Linked DNA regions of Mus musculus: region 1 is linked to region 2. Evidence: chromatin loops called from intact Hi-C (ENCODE). Cell type or tissue: heart. All regions are shown on one strand. Each heading gives the region's core, and the rest is flanking DNA. Links, peaks and the distances in the headings are about the cores only. Region 1 holds the start of Agbl5 (ATP/GTP binding protein-like 5). Region 2 holds the start of Slc5a6 (solute carrier family 5 (sodium-dependent vitamin transporter), member 6).

What was found. A loop is a pair of places that touch in the nucleus more often than their neighbours do. Peaks named below come from ENCODE experiments on the same cell type or tissue, not always from the same donor. Only the 100,000 strongest peaks of a DNase experiment are listed, where the experiment ranks them.
Region 1: a loop joins it to region 2, with 2.7 times the contacts of the local background. A loop is called at or near these places in 1 of 42 quality-filtered maps.

Annotation. Positions count from the first base shown.
Region 1 is chr5:30,885,002-30,893,884 of GRCm38, forward strand. Agbl5 (ATP/GTP binding protein-like 5) reads left to right here and starts at 3,933. Exons shown (of 16, transcript NM_001374737.1): 1 at 3,933-4,523; 2 at 5,119-5,379; 3 at 5,598-5,769; 4 at 6,059-6,222; 5 at 6,812-6,989; 6 at 7,437-7,615; 7 at 8,004-8,460. The coding sequence starts at 5,165. It overlaps Gm35795 (a long non-coding RNA gene), which reads right to left and starts at 3,954. Exons shown (of 2, transcript XR_376844.2): 1 at 3,846-3,954; 2 at 1,164-2,993. n-TYgta9 (a tRNA gene) reads left to right here and starts at 3,082; the gene lies at 3,082-3,170. It overlaps n-TAagc15 (a tRNA gene), which reads left to right and starts at 3,514; the gene lies at 3,514-3,586. In heart, for the core only: no CTCF peak of the experiment used is centred there; DNase peaks (open chromatin) are centred at 2,560, 3,100, 3,910, 5,271 and 1 weaker place; H3K4me3 peaks cover 4,270 bases; H3K27ac peaks cover 4,359 bases.
Region 2 is chr5:31,044,542-31,053,424 of GRCm38, forward strand. Slc5a6 (solute carrier family 5 (sodium-dependent vitamin transporter), member 6) reads right to left here and starts at 3,538. Exons shown (of 18, transcript NM_001360022.1): 1 at 3,425-3,538; 2 at 3,089-3,258; 3 at 1-50. It overlaps Atraid (all-trans retinoic acid induced differentiation factor), which reads left to right and starts at 4,099. Exons shown (of 7, transcript NM_027855.4): 1 at 4,099-4,215; 2 at 4,921-5,039; 3 at 7,656-7,727; 4 at 7,921-7,992; 5 at 8,222-8,343. The coding sequence starts at 4,132. In heart, for the core only: CTCF peaks have their summits at 3,666 (motif pointing right), 5,028 and 6,052 (motif pointing right); DNase peaks (open chromatin) are centred at 3,690, 4,060 and 4,970; H3K4me3 peaks cover 2,583 bases; H3K27ac peaks cover 2,271 bases.

The DNA of each region.
Region 1 (8,883 bases), core at 233-8,232, 160 kb before region 2:
AGTAAAAAATGTAAGATGCAACATATTTTGCCCATTATGAGGGCCAGGGAGTGGAATATGATGGTTTGTATATGCGAGGCCCAGGGAGTGGCACTATTAGAAGGTGTGGCCTTGTTGGAGTAGGTGTGTCACAGTGGGTGTGGGCTTTAAGACCCTCATCCTAGCTGCCTAGAAGTGAGTATTCTGCTAGCAGCCTTCAGATGAAGATGTAGAACTCTCAGCTCCTCCTGCACCAGGCCTGTCTGGATGCTGCCATGTTCCTGCTTTGATGATAATGGACTGAACCTCTAAACATGTAAGGCAGCCCCAATTAAATGTTGTCTTTATAAGAGTTGCCTTGGTCATGGTGTCTGTTCACAGCAGTAAAACCCTAACTAAGACACCCATCATTAATAAAAAGTCTTTCTCTCTTTGCGTTTATTTATTTAGTGTACTGTGTGCATGGGTGTGCATGTGTGTTCTTGTAGAGGTCAGAGGACAGCTTGAAGGAGTTGGTTCTCTCCTTCTGCAAGTCTAGCAGGCCCAGGGAATCAGACTCTGGCCTGGCAGGCTTGGCCATGAGTGCCTTCACTGCTGAGCCATCACAGTGGCTCTGAAGGATTCTTTAATAGTTTTGTTGTTGTTGTTGTTGTTTTGGTTTTTCGAGACAGAGTTTCTCTGTATAGCCCTGGCTGTCCTGGAACTCACTCTGTAGACCAGGCTGGCCTCTAACTCAGAAATCCACCTACCTTTGCCTCCCAAGTACTGGGAATTCTTTATTATTTAAATCAATGATTTGCTATGATAGAATCTGTATATTATGGGAGATAAATTGGAAACTTTTAGCAGACGGTAGAAAAGTTTCATACTTCTTGACCAAACAAGTACATTCCTTAAAACCTGTCAGGATAACAGAAATATGGCCAAAGAGTCCTAAGAATGTGCATGCCGGCCTTGGTGGCTCATACCTTTAACCCCAGCAGCGGCAGGCAGAGCACATGAGATCTCCAAAGCTTAAAGGTCAGACTGGTTTACATATGGAGGTCCAGTCTAGCCAGGTCTAAATAGGGAGATTCCATCACAAACACAGACACGAAGAGGCAAGGGTGGTGGTGCAGGTCTGTGGTCCCTAGCACTTGGGTTAGGAGCAGCCTTGTCTCAAAACAACAATAAAACCAGAATAATAACAGTAACAGTATTTATACTGAAAATTTAAATATAAACTCTCCCATAACAAGATAAATAGTGTCAAAATCAAAAGATGGAAAATAATTTCAAAATGTCTTTGATGACATCAGGAAGTGATATTGAGTAACTGAGTTCAACTTATTAAAGTAAACATTGACAAGGCTGTGGAGAAATTAGAATCCATGCACACTTCTGGTGTTGCATTCAGCTCTAGCCCATGCTTTAACATACAAAAAAAAAAAAAAAAAAGGAGAGAGGAGGGCAGGGACTGCTTGGGAAGACGGAAACTTATCAGGAGTGTAACAAAGAACTCACGGGATCAAAACAAAACAAAGGATAAGAACGTTAATAAAACCCAGTATTTATAGTTCATATATGCTAATAAAACCTTTTACAAATGTTGCCGCTGGGAAGTAGCTTGGCCATTCCTAAGGAATTAAATATGCTATGTTACAATCCAATTCCTAGATACATTCCTAAAAAAAAAAAAGAAAGAAAAGAAAAGAAAGAGAACGAGACTGGAAGCCGGTTAACAAGTAGTTGCCAGAGAAAGAAGGAAAGCGAAGCTGGGAGCGATTACTTGAAAGGCAATGAATGTTCTTCCTAGTGACTTAAAAGTTTTGATGGGATGTGCTGGTGCATGCTCTGATCTCAGAATTCTGGATGCAGAAACAGGCGAATCTCTTCGAGTTGGAGAAAAAATTGGTCCCGGGCTCCAGCCTGAACATTAAAAACAAACAAGCCCTCTAATAGAGAGGTGACATTTGTACAACATTGTGATTGTACTACAGGTCACTAAAACGCTCACTTGGACTTTCCCTGATCAGTGTAGGTGGAAGACCCCTTTGGGAATACTTGGTGCTGTAGACTTGAGAAACAAAGGGATAAGTATGTTATATGAACCTCAAATTTTAAAGGCTTCACAAAAATAAAACAAGGGAGAGACAGATAGTGGGGTAGGGGGTTGTAATGAGGAAAAGAAGGAGAGGAGGAGAAAGAGAGAAATATGAACTGCTTCAAATGCTAAGGGCATGCCTTGAGAACTATAGGCAGATGAGTTTTGGTCACGGTAGCAACACGCTCCCCCCCGCCCCCCCCATCAGAATGAAATCTAAGTAAGATTTCAAACCACCTCTCTACCTAGCTGGGTGTTTCAGAACTGCGACTGGGGGAGGGTTCCTGGACCCAACCACTCCGCCAGTCAGAGCAGACTGCACAGAGGACCTGGGCGTTGAGTTTGTTCCTTTGTTTAAAAAAATGGGTGAGCTTTCTGTGAGCCAATAGAGGGCTGGCCCTGTGAGGAAGAGCAACAAATACGTGAGCCAGATAAGGGGTCAACCCATCACGGCAGAGAAGACACTTGGTTGGCAGTGAAGCCCAGGTGGGGCGGAAACCTTTCCCAGACCTCGACCATAAAAGCGAGGTTATAAGCGACTAGGGCAGGACCTGGGACTGCACCCAGCCAGTGGGCTCGGAGAGTAGGAGTCCGGGCCGCCGCTGCATCCCAGCGTCCAGGGCATAGGGGTCCCTCGCTCCCGTGGCTCGGTCTTCCCTTCTGGCCTGGGTCTCGGTGAATGGACCCCGACACTTCAGCTGACGGAGCGAATGTCTTTCGCATCATCAGAACAACATGCTTTATATACTTTCATCACGCCGAAAACCAAAGGAAACCTGGAGCAGAAGCAGCATTCGTAGTCCCAAACACCGAAACTAATGTCTGCTTAGCGAGAGGAAGGCCGCCCCAGCTTTAGCCTCAATCCGGCTCACGGCGAGCTCCTGCCGCAGGGTGCGAGCCTGCAAGCCCGCCTTTCTTCTGGCCCGGGATCCTTTAGTTTACGCAGAAACACATTAGGGAAAAAAAAAAAATCTTGGTAAGCATTAGAGGGAAAACTGCAGCAGCCCGACGCAGCGGGGCCTTCGATAGCTCAGTTGGTAGAGCGGAGGACTGTAGTCAGTACAATATGGTAATCCTTAGGTCGCTGGTTCGATTCCGGCTCGAAGGACTTCGTGCACTACTTTTAGTTTACCTACACCCTAGGTCAATTGCTCCGTGGGGGAAACGCTTACTTGAGGATAGGCAGTGTATTTTCCTGGCTACGTTGAAAACCCCTTGAGTACATATAGCAGTTAAGTAGTCGAAGTACAACGTACCTTGTTCGCATATTAGGTGTTAAAGCTATAGTGACATGTACTTCAAGAAAAGTCCTTATTGCTTATGTATGTATTACATGGCTCTGTTTCAAAATCTTGCTGAGGGCTCCATCCTACTTTATATTGTGAACTACATTAGAAAACTGAGTCTCAGGAAACCTTGTAAAGGTTACAGGAAGGTACAGCACTACAGCTGGGGGATTAGCTCAAATGGTAGAGCGCTCGCTTAGCATGCGAGAGGTAGCGGGATCGATGCCCGCATCCTCCACTTCCTTTTACACACCATCAGGCTCATGATCTGTTGTGTCCACGTTTCGTTACACAGTAGAGCTAGGAGCACGGTAAACAAAGATCGGCTTCACATGCTATTTTCTTATTCACAGGTAAGTCTTTTCCTGTTTCCTGCTCACTGCTCTGTCTTTCCCGCCTCGGGGAGGCGGGCCGTTAACCGCCTACAGAGAAGACGCCTAGTGAGCCGCACACGGCGGTGGCCCGCGGAAGCCCCCAAACGGCCCCCTCACAGGTACCTGCCAACGTGCACGGAACCCTGCGTGGCGACCAATGGCAGTGCGCTTTACTGGGCGGGTAGCCAGCTGCAGCTGCGGCCAATAGGCAAGAGACTTCTTGTTTCCTGGCAGAGTGGGGTCCCGGCACCGCGGCTCTCTGGTTTTGTGTGGGTCCCGGGTGGAGGGCCCGGGTGCCGGGGCCCGAGGTGCCGCCTCGCTAGCGGGAGAGGGAGCGGGAGCAGCGGCCCGGAGAGAGGTGAGGGGCTTCGCGTGGACTGCGGCCCCGCCGGCAGGCCCCGCCCCCTTCTCAGCCCGCTCTGCCGGAGCCCCCGTCGAATGCCACCCCGCCCCCCGGCCTGCCGCGGCCGGCCCGCCGACCCCGCCTTTGGTTGACTCCCTCTGCTCCTGTGGCCTCACCTCTGACCCCTAGGACCCGCCTTCCTGTCCGCCAGTGTACCTGTCTCGACCCCTCCCACGCTTCCAAACCCCACCCTGCCCTGGACAAGCCAGGCAGCGCGAGGGTCCTCGCGAATCGAGGAGCTGCCTGCTGCTTCCAAGCGGGACTCTACTGGCCCAGCCTTCCTAGGGGTGCTTAGGACGCCCGTTACCCACACCTTCGAGGGTAGCTTTTGCACGGGCTCGTGTCTACAGGGCGGGAGGATGGAAACAGACCCTAATTGGAACTGAGGTTCAGGGCAGGTGAGCAAGTGGCTTTGGCCGGGCATAGGCTACGTTTTCATAATAGGCGTAGTAGAGGAAGGGGGTGGTAGCAACGCTCTTCAAGGTCTCCGAGAAACGAGTATAATTACAGTCGGTGCTTGTGAAGACAAAAGAGGTAAAGAAAGGAAGCTACCATTTACACTTAGAAACTTGGTTCTTCTTGCTCCGGGCTGTCCAGTACAAAGCCAATATAGGAAATTTTAATATGGCCTCTCCCTCATAGAGTCAGTGGCAACCACCCGACCTCGAGTCTCTGCCTCTTAGGTTGTTAAAAAGCTTGAGAATCTAGCGTTTTCCAACTCAACTAAGGAAGCTAGTGAGCATTCGATTGGGGAACGGTGGTGATGTAGTAAAATAGGGTGTTTTTAGGTCGCTCATACTCCTTGGGTGTCCAGGGACAGAGTTGTGCTTTCTCTTGATCTTACTGAAAGGCTACTTCCAGGTTTTCTATGAATAAGAGCGTTTTGCTTCATAGAGTAGAAAAGACATTTCTCATTTATCCAGACATACCAAACACATTGTTTCATTTTCTGCCCTTCCTCCCTATCCCAACTTTGATTTTTTTTCCCCCCAGCTCTCAGGGCCTGTGTGGGGCAAGAGGATGCTTTCCCAGCCCCACCATGGAGCTGCGCTGTGGGGGATTGCTGTTCAGTTCTCGCTTTGATTCAGGGAACCTAGCCCATGTGGAAAAGGTGGAGACTGTGTCTAGTGATGGGGAAGGCGTAGGAGGGGTGGCAACAGCCCCCGCTAGTGGGTCTGCTGCTTCCCCTGACTACGAGTTCAACGTGTGGACCCGGCCTGACTGTGCTGAAACGGAATATGAAAATGGCAACAGGTATGAGGACTGCAGGGGGTGGGAAGGCCGAGTGCTTGGATGCATCCTATAGTCAGGCATTGACTTTGAGCACCAGCACAGTATCTCTTGTAAACCCTCCCCCCTTCCCTCCTTACCAGATAGCCCTTTGCTGTTTGGACTTGATTTGATTCAGCTTTCCCCACATCCTCTCCCTGGCCCTCCCACAGCCAACAGCTGGTCTCTCTTTTGGCTCTCAGGTCATGGTTCTACTTCAGTGTCCGGGGAGGGACTCCAGGAAAGCTTATCAAGATCAACATTATGAACATGAACAAGCAAAGCAAACTGTATTCCCAGGGCATGGCCCCCTTTGTGCGCACACTGCCTTCCCGGCCACGCTGGGAACGCATTAGAGAGCGGCCCACCTTTGAGGTAAGTTCTCCAGTAGGAGGGAAGACTGGGTGTTGGTAGAGGAAACACATTTTTGAGAGAGAGGACCAGGCAGCTTTTAGTATCTTCTTTCTTCCACCCCTAGCTGGGGTCCAAGCTGAGCCCCTGCTTCAGCAAGCCTGAAGAAGCTGGTTCTCATGTGGAGAGTGTCAGAGGGAGGGAGTTGGTAAAGGTGAGAGAGGCATGAGGTCAGTTCCCAGCATCCCCACAGGAGGAGCTCAGTGCTGACACAGATGACATGTTTGCCCCCTCTTCCTCCTCTGCTCCCCAGATGACAGAGACACAGTTTGTGCTATCCTTTGTTCACCGTTTCGTAGAGGGCCGGGGAGCCACCACCTTCTTCGCCTTCTGCTACCCCTTCTCCTACAGTGACTGCCAGGATCTGCTGAGCCAGCTAGACCAGCGCTTTTCAGAGAATTACTCTACCCATAGCAGGTGCTAACCCCATTCTTCCCCCTACTATACTGTGGATTCTGTAGTACCTCTGCTGCTCCCAGCATTTGTTCTAAGAGCTCTTAGCCAAAACGTCACCAGTCTTGTCCACGTGTAGACAAAGGTGTTCCTTTGCCACCATAATCACCTGCCCAACGCATGCTCCTCCAGTTCTCTTGAGCTATCCTGAGTATAGCCAGCACTGTGGCTGCTCAGCATGTCTTCTTCATCTTCCTCTACGGAGGGCAACTCTCTATGTACACAGATTAATCTATCCTGATGTACCACAAATTAGGAAAGCAAACAAAAAACTTACTCTTAAATAATAGAGCTGGAGGAGTGACAGCAAGACAGCTCAGTGCATACAGAAGGGAGCTTGCTGCCAACCTGATGATAGGAAAAGCTTCAGTCCTGTGTCTGCACCTAGCAGTGCGAGCCCACACATACCCTTAGCCTCACCAGTTCAAGCGACTATGAGGACCCAAAAGTCATGGTGAGGGACCAGATAATTTAAGTCCTGAGCTGGCAATGCTGCCTGCATGCCTGGTGCTAGGACTTTAGGGACTTCTAACTATTGATTTTATCCCTGTAGTCCTCTGGATAGTATTTATTACCACCGAGAGCTTCTCTGCTATTCTCTGGATGGACTTCGTGTAGATCTACTAACAATCACTTCCTGCCATGGGCTTCGAGATGATCGGGAGCCCCGACTAGAGCAGCTATTTCCTGATCTCGGCACTCCCCGACCATTCCGTTTCACAGGCAAAAGGGTAAGTAAGTGGGAAGAACATGAAAGCCGTATTCTTGGGTGGAAGAGAGGGCTCAGTTTTAAGAATACTTAATACTCTGTTACAAAGGATCCTTGTTTGGTTCCCAGCACCCACACTGTGCCGTGGCCTGTAACTCCTGCTCCAGGGGATAGAATGACTTCTTGTGGCTTCCACAGGCCCCCACATATATCAGTTGACATACACAGAAGTAAAACAGTAATCTAACCTCATCCTATCTCCGGCCACTGTGGATAGCTTACAGCTGTTACCTCTACACATTCTGGACCCGGTTTATCTTGTACCCCAGGGTAGAGGATTAACAATCCTGTACCTCTGGTAAACAGCCATCTAGAAAAGGCTCTTTCTGCCTCAACTACTCTTGCCCACCCTTGTCAGGGTGGAAGTATAGCGCCACTGACCTCCTGTCTGCTTCCTTCTCCACCTCAGATATTCTTCTTAAGCAGTAGGGTACACCCTGGAGAGACTCCATCTAGCTTTGTGTTCAATGGCTTTCTGGACTTCATCCTTCGACCTGATGATCCCCGGGCACAAACTCTCCGTCGACTCTTTGTTTTTAAGTTGATTCCCATGTTAAACCCTGATGGTGTGGTCCGGGGCCACTACCGGTAAGTAGCCAAAACAGCCTTTCTGCCTTTTCTCCAGTCTCATGTCTCACTTGGCTGTGCAGGTCAGCCAGCCTTCTGACTGGTTTGTATTTCCAGGCCTCTTGTACCCTAACCAGGGCAAGCCCCTCTAATCTTCCACTGAGCTGAGAGGGGTGTAATCATGTGAACACATCCTGGGTGGGAGCAAATGTCGGTGAAGACTAGCTGGGTGGAGGGAACTGTCCGTGGACTATGGTGGCATGACCGCACATGAAGGAAGGCTCTGTCCTTCTTTCCAGCATGACTTAAGCCTTTCACTTTACAAGTCTTCAGTGTCCTTGTCACCTACCCTAATGTCTCCTTTGGTGGCCCAGACATCTAGAGCCTGTTGAGTCCTGTCTTCCTACAGCACGGACTCCCGTGGAGTGAATCTGAACCGTCAGTACTTGAAGCCTGATGCCGTCCTGCACCCGGCCATCTATGGCGCCAAAGCTGTGCTGCTTTATCATCACGTGCACTCGAGGCTCAACGCCAAGAGTCCCACGAACCAGCAACCCACTCTCCATCTCCCTCCGGAAGCCCCTCTCTCTGACCTCGAGAAAGCCAATAATCTCCACAATGAAGCTCACCTCGGGCAGTCACCTGATGGGGAAAACCCTGCGACTTGGCCTGAGACAGAGCCAGCAGAAGAGAAGACTGACCCTGTGTGGCTTATGCCACAGCCAATTCCTGAACTCGAGGAGCCAGCCCCTGACACCATCCCCCCAAAAGAGAGTGGTGTTGCTTACTATGTAGACTTGCACGGACATGCTTCCAAAAGGGGCTGCTTCATGTATGGCAACAGCTTTAGTGACGAGAGCACCCAGGTAGGACTCTGAATCCTGTGGCAGTCAGTCCTGCAGGTTAGGAGATGAGGGGTAGTTACAAACCAGGGCAGGGGAGCCTTCTAGAGGAGCAGGAAGACCTGTGCACACCACCTCAGCACAAGCTTCAAAGGATGGAGAGAAGGCACTAGGGCCAGAGAGCTTAGCCATTGCATCATGGTGTCTGAGTGAAGAACAAGCCCAGCACCCCCGTCTTCCATAGAGCTGAGAACCAGAGAAGGAAAATTTGGAGGGGAATCTGAGCTTAAAAGAAACAGTGCTAAACAGTGACGCGTGAAGAAAACGTGGTTACTCCTGATGGTTGTGATGTTGTATGCGGGTGACATATGCGGCAGAGTAACACGACTGTGCCTTATTTTTCTTGTCCTTGTCCCTTCTTTCTCTGTCATTTTCTGAGTTCCCCTT
Region 2 (8,883 bases), core at 577-8,576:
AGCTGCCTGGGCAGGACACAGGTAGAGGCACCGACTGATTCTGTGAGTAGCTGCGGAGAGATCAAGAGGGAGTCAGAGGAAAGCACGGATGCTGTCTGTTCTGGGCTCATCACGGAACCAAGCGCTGGGCCCCAAATGGCCCGTATCACCCTATGTCCCCCAACTCAATTCCACAAGTTCCAGAATGGACAACACACTTGACAGCATTCCTAGCTGGATTAGGCTTTCAGCCTAAACCGCTCTTAGCACCCTGTGTGCTAGACAGAGTTAGAAAGGAGTTAGTTGCCTAGAGAAGACTGAAAGTTACTTTTCTAACACTACACACACAGAAAAACTGTAACTCTAAGAATATGCCACAATTCTTAAATCACTTATAGCCTTCTCATTTCATATAGAAGCATTAAAGGCCCAGCTCACTCAAGTTATCACTTTCTGTGCGTGTGTGTGTGTGTGTGTGTGTGTGTGTGTGTGAGCTATAGGATGCCATCAGACATCTTCCTTAGTCATTTTTCAGGGCAGTGCTTCCCAAGCTTACAGAGATCTGCTGGCAACTCCACGCCTTGGTCTTCACAAGCCCTTGACCTACTAAACTATCTTCTCAGCTTCTCAAGGAACCTTCAAAGGCAACATGGAAACCCAGGCCTGGGGACTCCTCATCCATTCTACACTCCTAAGCGTATGGTCTTGCCTCAAGAAGCATCCCCTAGAAGTACTGATTGGCTAGAAGGGGACAGGAGAGAATTGCAGCATTTAGATAGCCTAACATGATGACAGTTAATATTCTCTGAATACCTTCCATGTGAGCCAGCAGTAAGTAAAGTGCCTTACTGTCACTTGTTCACAAATTTTCCCCTTCAGAGATAACAGCCACACCCTAGATCCTATCTAGTACCTGCCCCCAGGCACTGAATTTCTAGCTTATGCACCAAACAATCTTCCTAAATAGACTATACCTCTATATCTTATCTATTATGGATCACTACATTTTGAGACCCTACCTTTCCAAACCCAAACATCTACCCCTCTAAGATCTATAAACATATACAGCTTCCTTTGGTTTGTGTGTTGGTTGCTTGCAAAATCTTTCATTCCAACCTACTGTGTAAGAGTACAGGGTATTAGCCGGGCGTGGTGGCACACGCCTTTAATCCCAGCACTCAGGAGGCAGAGGCAGGCAGATTTCTGAGGCTAGCCTGGTCTACAGAGTGAGTTACAGGACAGCCAGGGCTATACAGAGAAACCTTGTCTCGAAAACCCAAAAAAAAAAAAAAAAAAAAAAAAAAAAAGAGAAAGAAGAGTACAGGATATTTCACCTGAAATCTGTCTCTCAGAGCCTCTCTACAGAACCTGTAAAGAGTCTTGAGTCTTGCTGTTTTGTTTTTTTGAAGCAGGATCTTACCATGTATTCTTGACTGGCCCAGAACTCATAATGTAGACTATGCTAGCCTTAAACTCTAGGTTCACACCACCACACATAGGAAGAATATCTATTACAAGGGCTGAAGAGATGGCTCAGGGGTTCAAAGAAAGAGTTGTGGCTGCTTTGGGGAGGACATGTTTGGTTCCAAAAACCTACAGTCAGCTTGAAACCATCGACTTGTGGCTCCCTCACTACTGGCCTCCTCACACCAGCACTCACTCACACACACACACACACACACACACACACACACACACATACAGACACACAATAAAAAAGAATTTTTCACAGGTATTCACCAGTGCTCCAATCTCACTAGTCCCAAGACTAAGAAAGGAACAGAGTGCTAACTGTAGTCAGTCATTCATGGAACAGTATAGATTTCAACTATTCTAGTGACAGATTAATATACCCTGCCCTCCAAGGAAACAGAGCATCTTCTGAACTGTATTCAAACAGTTGGGCACATATTGCCTAGTTGGCAGGGTGCGGTTCCCACAGACTAATCCTGAACTATAAGCCTCACAGGACAAAGAAAAAGTCTGAACTTGGGCCACATGTTCTACCGTCTCTGGGTCAAGGATTCTAAGGGGCTCTGGTTTACCTAAAGGGGCCCCAGGCCTTGATATTTTGCAACACCTTGAGTTTTCTTTCTCTTTGGCAAGCTGTCACTGCTATGGGAAGATGAGGAGGATAGACAAGGAGGGTGACACACACCTTTAATCCTTCTGGAGGCGGACGGAGAGGAATCTCTAGAGTTCAAGGCCTACCTTGTCTACAAAGTGAATACCAGGACAGCCATATCTGTAGAAATACGGTCTTGAAAAAACAAAACAAGCCGGGCATGGTGGCACACGCCTTTAATCCCAGCACTTGGGAGGCAGAGGAAGGCGAATTTCTGAGTTCGAGGCCAGCCTGGTCTACAGAGTGAGTTCCAGGACAGCCAGGGCTACACGGAGAAACCCTGTCTCAAAAACAAAAACAAAACAAAAAATAAAGAAAAAACCCTTCTAGACCAATCCTAGCACACAGGGGGCAGACAGGTGGATCTCTATGAGTTCCAGGCCAACCAAAGCTACACGGTCTCAAAATAAAACACCAAGTGGTCGGGTAGTACCGATTTGGTTCCTCTGCTTCTAGAGTTTCCTGATTAATTATCTGCGTTGAGAAACCACGAAGCCTCTGGGATAGAGGAAGAAGAGGTAAGCAGACAGGAAAACGCCAAGCCAGCAGTAACACAACTTTCATACGATCCAATTCTAGGAAAAGAACAGTGGCTTTCTACAAACTCCACTGATTCACAACAGTGGACATGTCTTTTAAAAAGGTCTCACATTGCATGGGACTTATCTGCAATGAAAGGTATTGAGGTTTGTGGGTTCATTTCTTTCAGTACTGGGGACAAGACTTAACTAGGAATGCCAGAGCTAAGTCCTCACCCTCTTCCCCCTTTGAAATATAAGGGAACACCTGCAGGGCCAACTGTCACCAATATCTAGGGCTTAATATTCCTCAAGATCTGAATGGCCTTTCTCATTAAAACAAGATATCCCACCAGCTAAATGTATTGATAAATGCAAATTCAGGATTTCCAGGCAGATACCTGGAGCCTGTGGAATGGAAGCATTGGCAGGCTAATTGAGATGAGCTCTAATTGTCTCTAGTTACCTTTTGAGGAGTCGTCACCCAGAGCAATAGCTGTCCCCTTAGGTGTGATGGGTCTCTCCCAGCGCCCTTCCAGTCAGACCTGCTGCTGTTCTGCTTGCCTTGCGTCGGTGGTTCGGCCAGGGCTACCAAAGTTCCTACGTTCTTTCCGAAACCAGCATTGGTTTTTCCCCCTTGGCAAGGCAAAGAACATGAGTTAAGGAAGCGTCTTTCCCGCTTCGCGTCCTTGCCCGGGCTGCAGAACACTACGCAACATTAAGGTGAAGGGTTCCCAGGCTCGTGTTCTCTTGCCAGCGTTTGCCCTTCGCCCTCCGATCTTCACTCCTCCATCACCCTTACCCTCTCTCGGCTCAGCTTTCCCCTTCTCTCCGCACGTGGCGAACCCACGACTTTGCACTAGTATTTAAGACCTTCCCCAAAGCCCACACCGAGAGGCTCACCCCGCCCCGCCCCTTCCAGTCCCGCCTCCAGGCGACTGAACTCAGTCTCTCCGGCCCTGCCCAATCCCCGCCTCGCCCGGCCCATCCTACACCCGCCCTGCCCACCTTTGAGATCTCCACATGAGGGCAGCTGGCCCGCAGGCCAGCCCGGCCCGGCTCGGCTCGGCTCGCACCTCCTGACTTGGTGACAGCGGGACAGCAGGACCCCGCCCCCTACCCCCGCCCTCCCGGGTCCCAGCGCCGCCATGTTTACTAAGGGCGGATGGAGCTGCCCGGGCGTCCGCACCGGGCTGAGGGTCATGCAGTAGCTCAAGGCAACTAAGCGCTAACTGGACAGGCCTGCGCTCCAGGAAGAATGGAGAGATGGTGGGTCTGTCCACCGCGAGCAAGCGCAGGACAGGAGCTCAGAATTCCGCGAGCAGCCCGAACCTGCGGGCAAATTACGCCTCGGGCTCCACGGCTCGTGCCCCGGGCGGACCAGGCCACGCCCCAGAGTGACAGGATTTGGAAGCTAAGCCTCGCCTCAAGGCTGGCGCGTGACACGCTGGGGGCGGAGCCTCGCGCTCGGTTCTCGCGAGCTGTCAAGACGGTGGAAAGCAGTGGGAAATGGCGTCTCGGGAGTCAGGCGGCTCTCGGGCGGCCGCCCTGCTCCTGGTTCTGGGCGTGGAGAGGGCCCTGGCTCTACCTGAGGTACAGAAGAAAGTTTGAGATCTGGCTGAAGAAGGTTGCTGGCCGTCAGCCCGGAATCCAGCTCGCCCGCCGGTGTCTGTCCCTTTGGCCAGTCGGAAGCTCAGATTTTTGTCCCTGAAGCTTCCCCGGGCCCTGTGCCTGCGGGGATGGTGTTGTCCAGTACTCACGTAGTGCAGGCCACTAGCACCTTCGCCCTGCCCACATTCAGAGTCCTTTGAAATTTGATCTCCTTGCTTTTGAATAATTTTAAATAGTGCTTCCCAGACGAGTCCCAGGGTTCTTCTGCCAGCTCTCCTTGCACGAATGCTGTGCGTGGTGCAATGGCACGACTATCTATCTATCTATCTATCTATCTATCTATCTATCTATCTATCTATCTATCTATCTATCTATCTATCTAAATATATAGTGATGCTTGAGTACGCTGTGTACCTGCAGCCCTTTAACACTTGCCAAACCATGCCTGTCAGGTGGAGAAGTCTCTGGAGAGGACACAGTATAGTCAAGTAATAATGCACAAACACGAGGATCTTCTCTCGTACAGTGCGCTGATTTGGTGCGGGGGTTTTAAGGGAAAAAAATGGGTTCTGTTTACAAAAGGCACTTTTCCGCTTTGCATTATGGGAATTCTGGAAAGGCTACTGACTTGTTCTTTTTTTTTTTTTTCTTTCTGGAGTCTTAATCAGGTTTCTTTCTCTTCTGCAGATATGCACCCTGTGTCCGGGAGGTATGCACAATTTGTCCAGAGTGGCTGCTTACTGTGAGGATACATCGAAGCTAATGCAGGCCCGATGCTGCCTGAATCAGAAGGGCACCATCTTGGGGTGAGGGAGGAGAAGACATCCTTGAATATTCTTTTGAACTTTTTAGAGTTCCCAGACTGGAGTCTACAGACTTGCCTAGCAGGCTCTGGGGATAAATATTAGTACCTAAGTGGAGACATTTAATGCTCGATTCTAAACATTTGAATTTGATGATTTTTCGATAAGTAAATGATCTTTTGATTTTTTTTTCCCTGAATGACAAATCATAGTTTTTGCCATTTTATAGGCTTTTGTGGCTTCATTTAAAATAGTTTTATTATTAAGTCTTTGTATTATTTTTACTAAAATACATTTAAATTTTTCTTCATTTTATTTTTTTGTTTTTAATTGTGTCTGTCTGTCTGTCTGACTGTCTGGGTACAGGCACTTGAGTGCAGGTGCTGGAAAATTTCAGAGGCCTTGGATCCTCCTGGAGCTGGAATGATAGGCAGTTGTGAGATACAGTGTGGGTACTGGGAACTAGACTCAGGTCTTCTGTAGGAGCAATACTGGCTCTTAACTGCTAAGCCATCTTTCCAGCCTTTAATTTTTTTTTTTCCTTCTTCTTCTTATTGTTGTTCTGGGTACTAGGAAATGAACCTAGGACTTTATGCAAGCTACCTTTTTTGGATTTGCTTTTCCTTTTGTTTTCTTTGAGACAGAGTCTTGCTATATAGCCCTGCCTATCCTGGTACTATGTAGCACAGGTTTTGGTCTCAAACTCATATCATTGCTGTTACAGCTTCCCAAGTACTGGGATTACAGGGGTGAGCCATCACATCTGGCTCTTTTCAGTATTTTGACACATGATCTCACTAATTGCCCACACTAACCATGAACTTGTGATCCTCCTGCCTCAGCTTCCTGAGTAGCTGGGATTACAGGCTTGCAAAAACATATATATTTTATGTTATGATTTTTGTAGTTTGTAGGCACACAGTAAATGGAAAAATAATTTGTTGAAGTCCTTTTTATTTGGTTGGTTTGTCTTTTCTTTTTTAAATTTTTATTTATTTATTTATTTATTTATTGTGTATAGTGTGCCAGAAGAGGGCACCAGATCTCATTATTGATGGCTGTGAGTTACCATGTGGTTGCTGGAAATTGAACTCAGGACCTTTGGAAGAGCAACTTAAGAACTTTTAACCTCTGAGCCATCTTTCTAGCCCCCTTGGTTGGTTTTTCAACATAGAATTTTTCTGTCCTGGAGCTCCTTCTATAAACTAGGCTGGTCTCAAACTCAGAGATCTGCCTGCCTCTGCCTCTCAAGTGCCAGAATTAAAGGTGTGCACCACCACAAGGCTTGGAGGCTTGAAATCCTTAATGTACAGGCATTTACAGTTACCTGTAACATAAAATCTACTTGGGCCAGGCGTGGTGGCACACTCCTTTAATCCCAGCACTTGAACCCACCCACCCCCCCCCCCCAAAAAAAAGAAAGAAAAAAAGAAAAAGAAGAAAGAAAATCTACTTGGGAAAACTTAAGTGATTTGCCTTTTTTTCCTTTCATTTAACACCTCTGTGTGCAGTTGTAACTTCAGTACTTGGGAGGAATATCAAGGTAACCCTCAGCTACTTAGTGAATTTGAGGCTAGCTTGGGTTACATTGAAACCTTGTCTCAAAAGAAAATGATCTCTGTGGGGATGCTGATCATTCTCTCTAATCCAGCATTTGAGAAGCTGAGGCAGGAGGATTGTCACTCGGTTGAGACTGACTCACTCTCTCTCTCTCTCTCTTTTTGGTTTTTTCGAGACAGGGTTTCTCTGTGTAGCCCTGGCTGTCCTGGAACTCACTTTGTAGACCAGGCTGGCCTTGAACTCAGAAATCCGCCTGCCTCTGCCTCCCAAGTGCTGGGATTAAAGCACTCAGGGGCAGTGGGAGACAGATCTCTGAATTTGAGCCTAGACTTGTCTAAAAAGTGAGTTCCAAGACAGCCAAGGCTACACAGAGAAACCTTGTCTCAACAAAACAAAACAAAACAAAACAAAATCTCTGTCTGTGGCTTGGTGCTAGGACTTGCCTGAAATGCACAAGGCCCTGACAACAGTAACTTCTGAGTGTAAGAATTTCAGTAAAACCTACTAATCCTGGAGGGAAAAAAACCCACAAGGCTTCTTCCAGTATTTGCACAATGCATGGCTCTACTGATTAGAGCTGGAGAGATGGCTCAGCAGTTAAGAGCACTGAGTCCTCTTCCAGAGGTCCTGAGTTCAATTCCCAGCAACCACATGGTAGCTCACAACCATCTTTGGTGGGATCTGTTGCCCTCTTCTGGTGTGTCTGAAGACAGTGACAGTGCACTCATATAAATAAAATAAATAAATATTAAAAACAAGAAACTGTGTGACCCAATAGAAATTCCAGTTGCTGACTGAAATGCTACATATCTGTACTAATCAGCACAGGATCCAAGGTTTTATGTGTTTGAAGTGTTGCTTTTGAGAGTGAACTTGAATTTTAGGTAAATTAAGATGTCTACATGTAGCCAGGGCTAACTAGATTGGCTACTACATGATTACAATGTCTGCTACCATAGCCTTAACCTTACAGTTCTGAACATAGATATTCCATCAATATTAGCTTAAGTAGGGGATGAAAAAGAGGCAGAGTTGACACTGATTTCTTTGTTTCTTCAGGCTAGATCTTCAGAACTGTTCCCTGAAGGATCCTGGTCCAAACTTTTTACAGGCTTATACTGCTATTATCATGTAAGTGGTTATATATTTTCCTGCCCAAAAGATAAATATGGTGATGGGAAATAACTCTTGAGAAGGTAGGTTAATATTAGCATCTAACCTTGTACAACTGAGGATAAGGAGTGGGTTACTGGCCCAGGACAGCACATATAAAGGCTAATAGAAAACTTCTGCAAACAGAGCGCTAACAGTGTGTACTTTGCAGAGACCTTCAGGCAAATCCTCTCAAGGATGATTTGGCCAACACCTTCCGTGGGTTTACTCAGCTGCAGACTCTGTGAGTAATACAGGAAGGGAGAGAGTGCTGATGTGCTAAGTGCTCAGCAGGATGAGAGCCACTACTGCTGTGTGGGGTGTGCGTGTGCGCGTGACTGAGTAAGTTCATATGTGCATGTGTGTTAGGGAGTGGACCCATGGCTTTGTGTGTTGTTGAATGTTTGTTCTACTCCCGAGCTACACCCCAACCTCTTTGGCTGTGCATTTATGATCATATGTGTTGTCTTCAGGATACTACCACAAGATGTTCCCTGTCCTGGAGGTAGTAATGCCTGGGACAATGTTACTTCTTTCAAGGACAAGCAGATTTGCCAAGGGCAAAGGGACCTTTGCAATAGCACTGGAAGCCCAGGTATGCTTTAGCATGGTCGCCTCACTGGAGAGTGCTTTCCTTCTTTCTAAAGAGCAATTATTCTCTACGTTAGAAAAGTAAAGATGCTAAAGTGCCTTTTTGTCCTGTGTGTTCTCTATTCCCCTGACGAGGTTTAATTATTATTGTTGCTGTATTATTATTATTTCTTTTTTCTTTTTCTTTTTTTTTTTTTTTTTTGGTTTTTTGAGACAGGGTTTCTCTGTGTAGCCCTGGCTGTCCTGGCACTCACTTTGTAGACCAGGCTGGCCTCGAACTCAGAAATCCGCCTGCCTCTGCCTCCTGAGTGCTGGGATTAGAGAGCTGGGATTAAAGGTGTGCGCCACCACACCCTGGCTTTTGTTGTTGTTTTGATACAAACTTTCTCTGTGTAACAGCTCTGGCTGTCCAGGAACTCACTCTGCAATCTGAGTTGGCCTTAAACTCACAAAGATATGCATGCCTTTTTCTCCCAGTGCTGGGATCAAAGGCTTGCACTACCTCCTGATGAGCTTTTCTTCTAGTGTTTCTTTTTGTTTTGAC